Linked DNA regions of Homo sapiens: region 1 is linked to region 2. A link is a contact called in ENCODE Hi-C or POLR2A ChIA-PET data. All regions are on one chromosome and are shown on one strand. The core of a region is the stretch at or near the end of the contact, and the rest is flanking DNA. Distances in the headings are between cores, read along the strand shown.

What was found. A loop is a pair of places that touch in the nucleus more often than their neighbours do. ChIA-PET counts read pairs that join two places held with the same protein, here RNA polymerase II (POLR2A). Pooled maps may share reads with other maps.
Region 1: a loop to region 2 is called in a pooled map, with 10 times the contacts of the local background. The contact joins the enhancer-like site here to the promoter of LINC00528 in region 2. A Hi-C loop is called at or near these places in 1 of 50 pooled maps. POLR2A ChIA-PET finds 5 or more read pairs at or near these places in 2 of 52 experiments (B cell and HEK293T).

What each region holds. Positions count from the first base shown.
Region 1 is chr22:19,107,703-19,111,559 of GRCh38, reverse strand. The region is part of intron 1 of DGCR2 (DiGeorge syndrome critical region gene 2); the gene reads left to right. Among named protein-coding and RNA genes, the nearest start is that of DGCR2, 13 kb to the left of the region's middle. RefSeq lists enhancers at 698-1,199, 1,200-1,702 and a silencer at 1,798-1,847. Within about 2 kb of position 2,546, at least 16 of the 41 ENCODE cell types and tissues checked have a DNase peak (open chromatin) inside an H3K27ac peak, as active enhancers do; they include B cell, where a contact is called at or near this core.
Region 2 is chr22:17,775,214-17,779,230 of GRCh38, reverse strand. LINC00528 (long intergenic non-protein coding RNA 528) reads right to left here and starts at 1,941. Exons shown (of 1, transcript NR_103718.1): 1 at 1-1,941. RefSeq lists an enhancer at 1,427-1,906.

The DNA of each region.
Region 1 (3,857 bases), core at 1,297-3,796, 1.3 Mb before region 2:
TCTGTTTTGGAGATTAGGATGCTAAGACCCAGAGAGGTTAATTAGCTTGCTTGGTGGCATCACTTAGCTTTTAAGTAGAAGCAAGAACAGGAAACTCAGGACTGCTATCCTGAGCCACATGCTTTGCCTCCTGCACCATGATTCCAAAAGCTGATGAAAGAGCTGTATGGCAGAGGGAGCTAAGTGGAGCGCCACCACCTGGGGCCTCCTGCCTAAGAACCGGGCACCTTTTCACTGAGTTGGGCATCGCTAGTGTTCACAGTTCTGACTGCACCAGCATCTTGTGTGGACACTGATGCTGTGATGTCTCTTTGGGCTTGGGTGATCAATTCAGGCCAGCTGGTGACCACCCTCTGTGATCTCACCACACAGTGATTGCAATCAAATCTACCTGTGTGTTTCCAGAAGCTTGGGAGGCTTATTAGAGTGTCACCTTCTTTTGTATGGACGGACTTTGTGGGTTTTCAACCGTGTGGATGTATTACTTCTTAACAAACATTCATGAAAGTAAAAGATGAGGAAAAGGTATTTTAAAAGGAAAAAAATGTGTATAACTGAATATAAAACATACTACTTAACAGAAAAAATAGATCTAAAATGCTTAGAACCCACAAAAAAGTTAAATGAAATTTTAGCTTAATGCTGTTGCATATTTCTGCTTTATAATTGCAGCATGAGATGTGATGTCTTTTTATAGGAAGTAGGTTTACTCATATTAACCTCATTTTACAGATAGAGAAACAGAGCTTGGGAGACTAAGTGACTTAGCCAAAGTCACACAGCTTTTAAAGTCATGGAGTGGGTATTTGAAACATGGGCAGCATAGAGTTCATGCTGTGATATTGCACAGCTTCAAGAGAAGTCTCTGGCTCTTTTTCCATCTACTCCTTGTCTTTCTCCTTCTGCCTTTTCTTTTTTTTTTTAATTTAATTTTATTTTACTTTAAGTTCCAGGATGCATGTGCAGAACATGCAGGTTTGTTACATAGGCATACATGTGCCATGGTGGTTTGCTGCACCTAACAACCTGTCATCTAGGTTTTAAGCCCCGCATGCATTAGGTATTTGTCCTAATGCTCTCCTCCCGCCTTTTCAATGTGAACCTTCCCACCCACCCTGCTTTTCTTGTCTTCTTCCCATAGCTTCAGCAGGCTCCAGGTGCCGCAGCCCTGACTCCTCAGGGCCCACCCCTGCTGTGTCCACACAAATGCCCCCAGGAAGCTGACACTTCCCCGCAGCCTGTTCCTGCAGTCCCTGCCTTGGTTCTTAGCTGATGCTGTCTTATCACTGCCACCCCATCCCCATTTCTGAGCATCAGGCACCCTCATCAGCACTTGGCATGTAATAGCTCCATTAACCTTAACTGTAACCCCGTTTTTTGGATAGAGTTTTTCGTGTGTTAAATCTTGTGTTCAACTTAGGTTTTGAAATAAGAGCAGGAAATGAAGCTTTCAGACTGCAAATGTTTCCTTTGAATGTTCTTTAAAGACCCCATATGATAGGACATGTGCTTTTTGTGAGTGTAACTCCCTGTGGTGATCACACTAAAGTTTGGACCCACTCTGTTAGACAAGGGAGGAACTGGGCAGAACTGCCTGCCCATGGCTGGGCTGTAGGCTCAGTCTCCTTTTAGATGCGTCAGATTTCTAGTCTTGCTTTCTTGCAGGAGTTACTTCATTCAGTTGTAATATTATCCTTAGGACTTTAAATCCCTCCGTATTTTATATGTGCTTTTCAGGGTTAGGCGGCTCCACTGCTACCGCAGTTTTTTTTTAATAACGTAAAATATGCCATCATAACCACTCAATTCAGTGTTCAGTTCATTCAGTGTTCAGTAGTGCCAGAGTATGTACCTTGTTATGCAACAGATCTCTAGAATGTTTTCATCTTGCAAAACTGAAACTCAGTACCTATTGAGTAACTACCCCTCCCTTTTATCTCTCTCTCCAGCCTGGCAACCACCGTCCTACTTCCTGTTTCTAAGAGTTTGACTGCTTTAGATACTCCATATAAGTAGAATCATGCAGTATTTGTCTTTTTATGTTTGGCTTATTTTACCTCAAGGTTCATCCATGTTGTAGCATGTGTCAGAACTTCTTTTTAAGGCTGAGTTGTATTCCACTGTATGCATATACTGCATTTTGTTTATTTAGTGTACACCTGGGTCGCTTCCACCTCTTAGTTATTGTGAGTAGTACTTCTGTGAGCATAGGTATATGAATATATCTTTGAGACCTTGCCTTCAATTAATTTTGGGTATGTACCCAGAAGTGGAATTGGAATTGCTGGATCATATGGTAATTCTATTTTTAATTTTTTAAGGAAACTCCATGCTGTCTTCCATAGTGACTGTACCATTTTACATTCCTACCAACGATGTACATGAGTTCTGATTTCTTCACATCATTGCCAACACTTGTTTGTTTGTTTGTTTTTGACAGTGGCTATCCTAATGGGTGAGGTGATAGCCTATTGTGGTTTTGGCTTACATTTCCCTGATGATTAAGGAGGTTTTTTTTTTCTTTTCCTTTTGAGACAGTTTCGCTCTGTCATCCAGGCTGAGGTGCAGTGGTGTAATCGTAACTCCCTGAAACCTTGACCTCCTGGGTTCAAGTGATCCTCCTGCCTCAGCCTCCCATGTAGTTGGCACTACAAATGCATGCCACCACACCCAGCTAATTTTTTGATTTTTTTTTTTTTTTGTAAAGATGAGATCTCACTTTGTTGCTCAGGCTGGTCTTGAGCTCCTGGGCTCAAGCAATCCTCCCACCTCCGCCTCCCAAAGTGTGAGGTTCATTTTCTGATATGTGGAGTCCAACTGTCTAGTACCATTTGTTGAAAGGTTATACCTTCTCCATTGAATTGTCTTTGTACCTTTGTCAGAATCCATTGACTACATTTGTGTAGGTCTATTTCTGAGATCTGTATTCTATTCTGTTCTGTTGGCCTGTGCATCTTTTTTTTTTTTTTTTTTTTTTTTTTTTTTTTTTTAGATAAATTCTCTGTTGCCCAGGCTGGAGTACAGTGGTGGGATCACAGCTCACTGCAGCCTTGACCTCCCTGGCTCAAGTGATCCTGCCACCTCACCCTCACCGAGTAGCTGGGACCACAGGTGTTCACCATCATATGTGGCTAATATTTTTATTTTAATTTTTGTAGAGACTGGATCCCTGTGTTGCCCAAGCTGGTCTCCAACTCCTGGGCTCAAGTGATCCTCCTGTCTCAGCTTTCCAAAGTGTTGGGATTACAAGTGAGAGCTACTGTGCTCAGTGTGGTCTGTGTATCTTTACTAAGCTTTTGATCAAAGACTTTTTTAATTTTAAAGAAGTCTGATTTATCATTTTTTCTTGTTATGGTCATGCTTTCTGTTTTTGTCTAATAAATCCTTGCCTACCCCAAGGTTACGAAGTTCTTCTCCTTCCCTAGTAAAATCTGAGCTTCGTGGGGGCAGACACCTTATGGTTCTCCTCCTGCTCTTCTCACTTGTGTCCTGTACAACACCTGGCCCCTAGGAGGTACACGGCGGTGTTCATGGAAGGAGCAAATGAGTTGTCTTAAGGATTCATAATAATGTATTCTAAGCACTTGATATACTGCCTGGCACATGCAAAATGAGCATTCAGGAATCTGATTTGACTACAGCTGTTCTTTCTCTTAGAGAAATTGGCTGCGCTATCCTGTGGCTATGATCGAAATGTGGTGCGAGTGTTGGATGAAACTGCTGGCTGATGTTTACATCAGATGCGAGATAGCTCTCGCTCCAGTTCTGTCCCACCCTCCTGCCCTGGTCTTATTCCCAAGTATGTAGCCCCTCCTGCCCGAACCCCCATGAAATAAGGACTGATTGCAAGTTGCTGT
Region 2 (4,017 bases), core at 692-3,191:
CTGGTGGCCCAGTCTGGTCTCGAACTCCCAAAGGACTTTTGAACAAAAACTCTCAAACTCATTGTTCACCATGGAAATGCAAAACCAAAATAGCACCGAGCTATCATTTTATACTATTAGACTGGCAAAGGTTTGGAGGCTAGATCCTGCCCAGTGTTGGTGGGGATGGAGCAGGGCGGCCTGCAAGCCCTGCTGTGGGATTAAAGTGTACCACTGGGGAGACCTCACCACAGGCCCACCTTAGACGGGAGCTCTGTCCCTACAGTTTGGTCCCCAGATATCTCTCTAAAGAAACCCTCATTCGGGCTCAGAGCACCGTGTTTGAGGATATGAATGAGAGTGGCTCGTCATGGCGGCAAGTTGGAGGTCACTGGGGTTCCATGGTTTGGGAGGCAGTTGGGCAAAATGCAGGGCTGCCCACAGTGGGGACCCCATGGCACTGGAGGCACACGCGCAGCAATGTGGAGGGACCCAGCAGATGGAGCCGGGTGGAGAAAACGCGCCAGCTCACATCTCAGTTAAAACACACGTGCACGAGCAACAGCACACTTGCTCGTGAGACTGCCTAGGAGCCAGTCCACGGCGCGGAGAGAGCCGGCAGCGCTGTCTCATTCACTGTCTCAGTCCAGCTTCCAGCCCTGCGCCATCCTTATGCGAGAGTCCCTCAGGTGTGTGGCAACCTCAGCTCTGCACACCCAGCCTTGGACACCCACAGCGCAAACAGGGACCCTCCCAGAGCTGCCCCCAAGCCCTCCCCTGGCCTGTGTGCGGGCGTCTGAGCGGGTGGAGGCCAGCCATGGGCTCTGCTTCCCTGTGAGCCAGGGTCTGGGCTGAGTCTAACCTAGAGGCCCAGGGTGAGCGCCGGGGAGGTCACATCATTCCCGGAGTTTGGAGGGATCCAACACAGCTCCCCTGAAGTTGGCTGTGACTTGGGCCTGTCAGAAGCAGCCTGAGAGGAGGGTCGCAAGTGACCCAGACCTGGGAAGGAGGGAAAGGTTTGAATTTTGCAAAAAAAAAAGATAACTTTGCCCTTTTCGCTTGATCTTGGGGGGACAAGATGGGGGTGACGCCTCCCGAGACCGGGAGAGGAAGGCCACCTGGCGAAGCTGCAGTCCCAGCATTATCTGTATGTTAAATTGATGTTTTAAATCAGAGTTGATATCCAAGTAATTAAAGAATAACTAACAAGCACAGGGACTAGTGAGGGGCTGGGCCAGATTCTCTGCAACCCATATGGCTTCACCTACTTTCCAAACCCCCGGTTCTGTGAGGACCGAAAATGACCATCCCAGACTATTCCAGAAACAGCCTGGGGATTCTGAAAGTTTCCCAGAGCATAGGCAGTGAAAGAGAGAGAAGCTCAGCCCTTCTGGAGGGGACGGGTGGCTCAGAACAGAAGGTGGAAAGGGAGAGAAGCTCAGCCCTTCCAGAGGGGATGGGTGGCTCAGAGCAGAAGGTGGGGATGCAGTTCTGGGGGCGCCATGGCCGAGCACCACAGACCCGGGACTTGCACAACAGAAGCGGGTTTCCTCACAATTCTGAGCCGGAAGGCGGAGATAAATGCGTGGGCACGGCTGGGTTCCCCGGACGCCTCTCTCCCTGGCGCAGAGACGATGTGTTGTTCTCCCCGGGTCCGTTCCTGTGTGGGTGTCCGCGTCCCCATCAGGACACCAGTCAGATAGGAGGAGGGCCATCCAGTGACCTCACTTCACCTTAATCACCTCTGGAAAGTCCCTGTGTCCAAGCACAGTCACGTTCTGAGGTCCTGGGGGTCAGGGCTTCAACTTACGAATTTTGAGAGCATTCAAGTCAGCCCACAACAGTGGACTCTGAAATAATCTTTTAGGAACTGGACTCCTCAAGGACGCTTTAGAAAATGCCGGCCTCGTTCTGTTGCAAAGGGGTAACTGAGGAAGAGGGGCTGAATTTTCACAGGAAGACGAGCCCGGTGGCAGGAAGTGACAGTGAGAAACTGCAGCATAAAGCGGAAGCAAAGGCCGACTGTGACTATGTGGTCGCCAGCTCGCCTTCCCCGTCAAACCTTGCTGGATTTTGTGTTTCATTTTCATTGCCAAAAACATCATTCAGGTCGGGTGCAGTGGTTCATGCCTGTAACCCCAGCACTTTGGGAGGCCGAGGTGGGAGGATTACTTGAGCCCAGGAGTTCAAGACCAGCCTGGGGAACATAGCAAGACCCTGTCCCAAAAAAAAAAAAAAAAAAAAAAAAAAAAGGCCAGGTGTGGTGGCACACGCCTGTAATCCCAGCACTCTGGGAGTCTGAGGCGGGCAGATCACCTGAGGTCAGGAGTTCGAGAACAGCCTGGCCAATATGGTGAAACCCCGTCTCTACTAAAAATACAAAAATTAGCCAGCCAATCATGGTGGTGGGTGCCTGTAATCCCAGCTACTTGGGAGGCTGAGGCTGGAGAATCACTTGAACCCGGGAGGCAGAAGTTGCAGTGAGCGGAAATCACACCATTGCACTCCAGCATGGGTGACACAGCCAGACTCCGTCTAAAAAAAATTTTTAAAAAATTAGCCAGGCGTGGCGGTGCATGCCTGCAGTCCCAGATACTTGGGAGGCTGAGGCAGGAGGATCACTCGAGCCTGGGAGGTCAAGGCTGCAGTGAGCTGTGATCACACCACTGCACTCCAGCATGGGTGACAGAGCTAGATCCTGTTTCAAAAAAAAAAATAAAGTCATCATTCTCTCATGTATGTGTATATTGTTTCATTTGTTAATTAAGGTATAATTTTACATACAGTAAAACTCACCATTCTTCGTGCAGAGTTCTCACAAAAGTGTACAATTGTGTGGCATCCACCACAATCCCTGTATAGAAGAATCCCATCATCCCCGGAATTTCCCTGGACCCTTCCATAGCCCCCCAGTCCGTCACCCCCTGAATTGTTTTCTGGCACCCCGCCCCCCTTTCTTTTTGAAGTGGTTGTTTTGCAGGAAACATCACCCTCTCTCATTTTACAAATACTGCAGACAGATTTTGAAGCCCAAAGCATCATAGAGGCAGCAGATCAGGACAGGGAGGATTGAGGCGGGGAGGCTCTACCCTGACTGTAAGAAGCACTTGAGAGACCTGCAAAAAGCCAACAGGAGAGGCAGAGACTGTGGGGGCCAATTGGTACAGGTCCTGCCCTGCATGACAGGGCCAGTGGCCCCCACAGTGCTGAGGATAAAATCCAACTGCTCATCCAGGCTGCTGGAGCCTCCTGCCTTCAGGCCACCCCACTGGCCTCTTGCCCACTGTGCCCCACTGTCCAAGCTCTCGCCTGCCCTGGGAGGGGCCCCTGCAGCTTCTTGTGCCCAGGTGCACGTCCCTCTCTTTTCCCATCTGGGCGCCTGCTGACATTGTACCATGAATTTGAACACCACCCTGCAGATGACCTGGCCTCAGTCCATGAAGTTTCCCTTTCGTCTTCTGCAGGGCACCGGCCCCTAATGCCATCTGACGGTTTCCCTGCTCACAGGATCTTCCATTTGTTAGCCCCCCAGAGTGCCCAGCCCGAGTGAAGAGCATGCAGGAAACAAGCCCCTGTCCTCGTGGAGGCTACATTCCGAGAGGGGAGGTAGGCAACACACACACAAACGACTCCGTGGTATGTCATGCTGCGATGCTGGCTGTGGAGGAAAATGAAGTGAGGCCTGGTGAAAGCCAGAGGCCATGGGGCTGCCGAGGAGGAACAGGGACAGGGTAGGATTTGCTTAGAGCAGGGCAGGTCGCGTGGGACTCTGCGGGCCACTGAAAGGAACTTGGCTTTTATTCAGAGGATGTTAAAGCGTGAGTGACATCCTCTGACCTTTTATAAAAGAGGCAAGAGTCTAGGGAGCCCGGGTAGAAGTGAGGGCGTCTGGAGGAGCCACAGTGGGCTCAGGGAGTGAGCCCACGCGAGGGCGCAGAGCAACTGGACGCTCCAACAGGGCTGGTGGAAGTGCCGAACGGTGTGCATCACCTTGGAAAGCAGGCAGTTTTTAATACCATGAAGCTCGTCCAGCCCTAT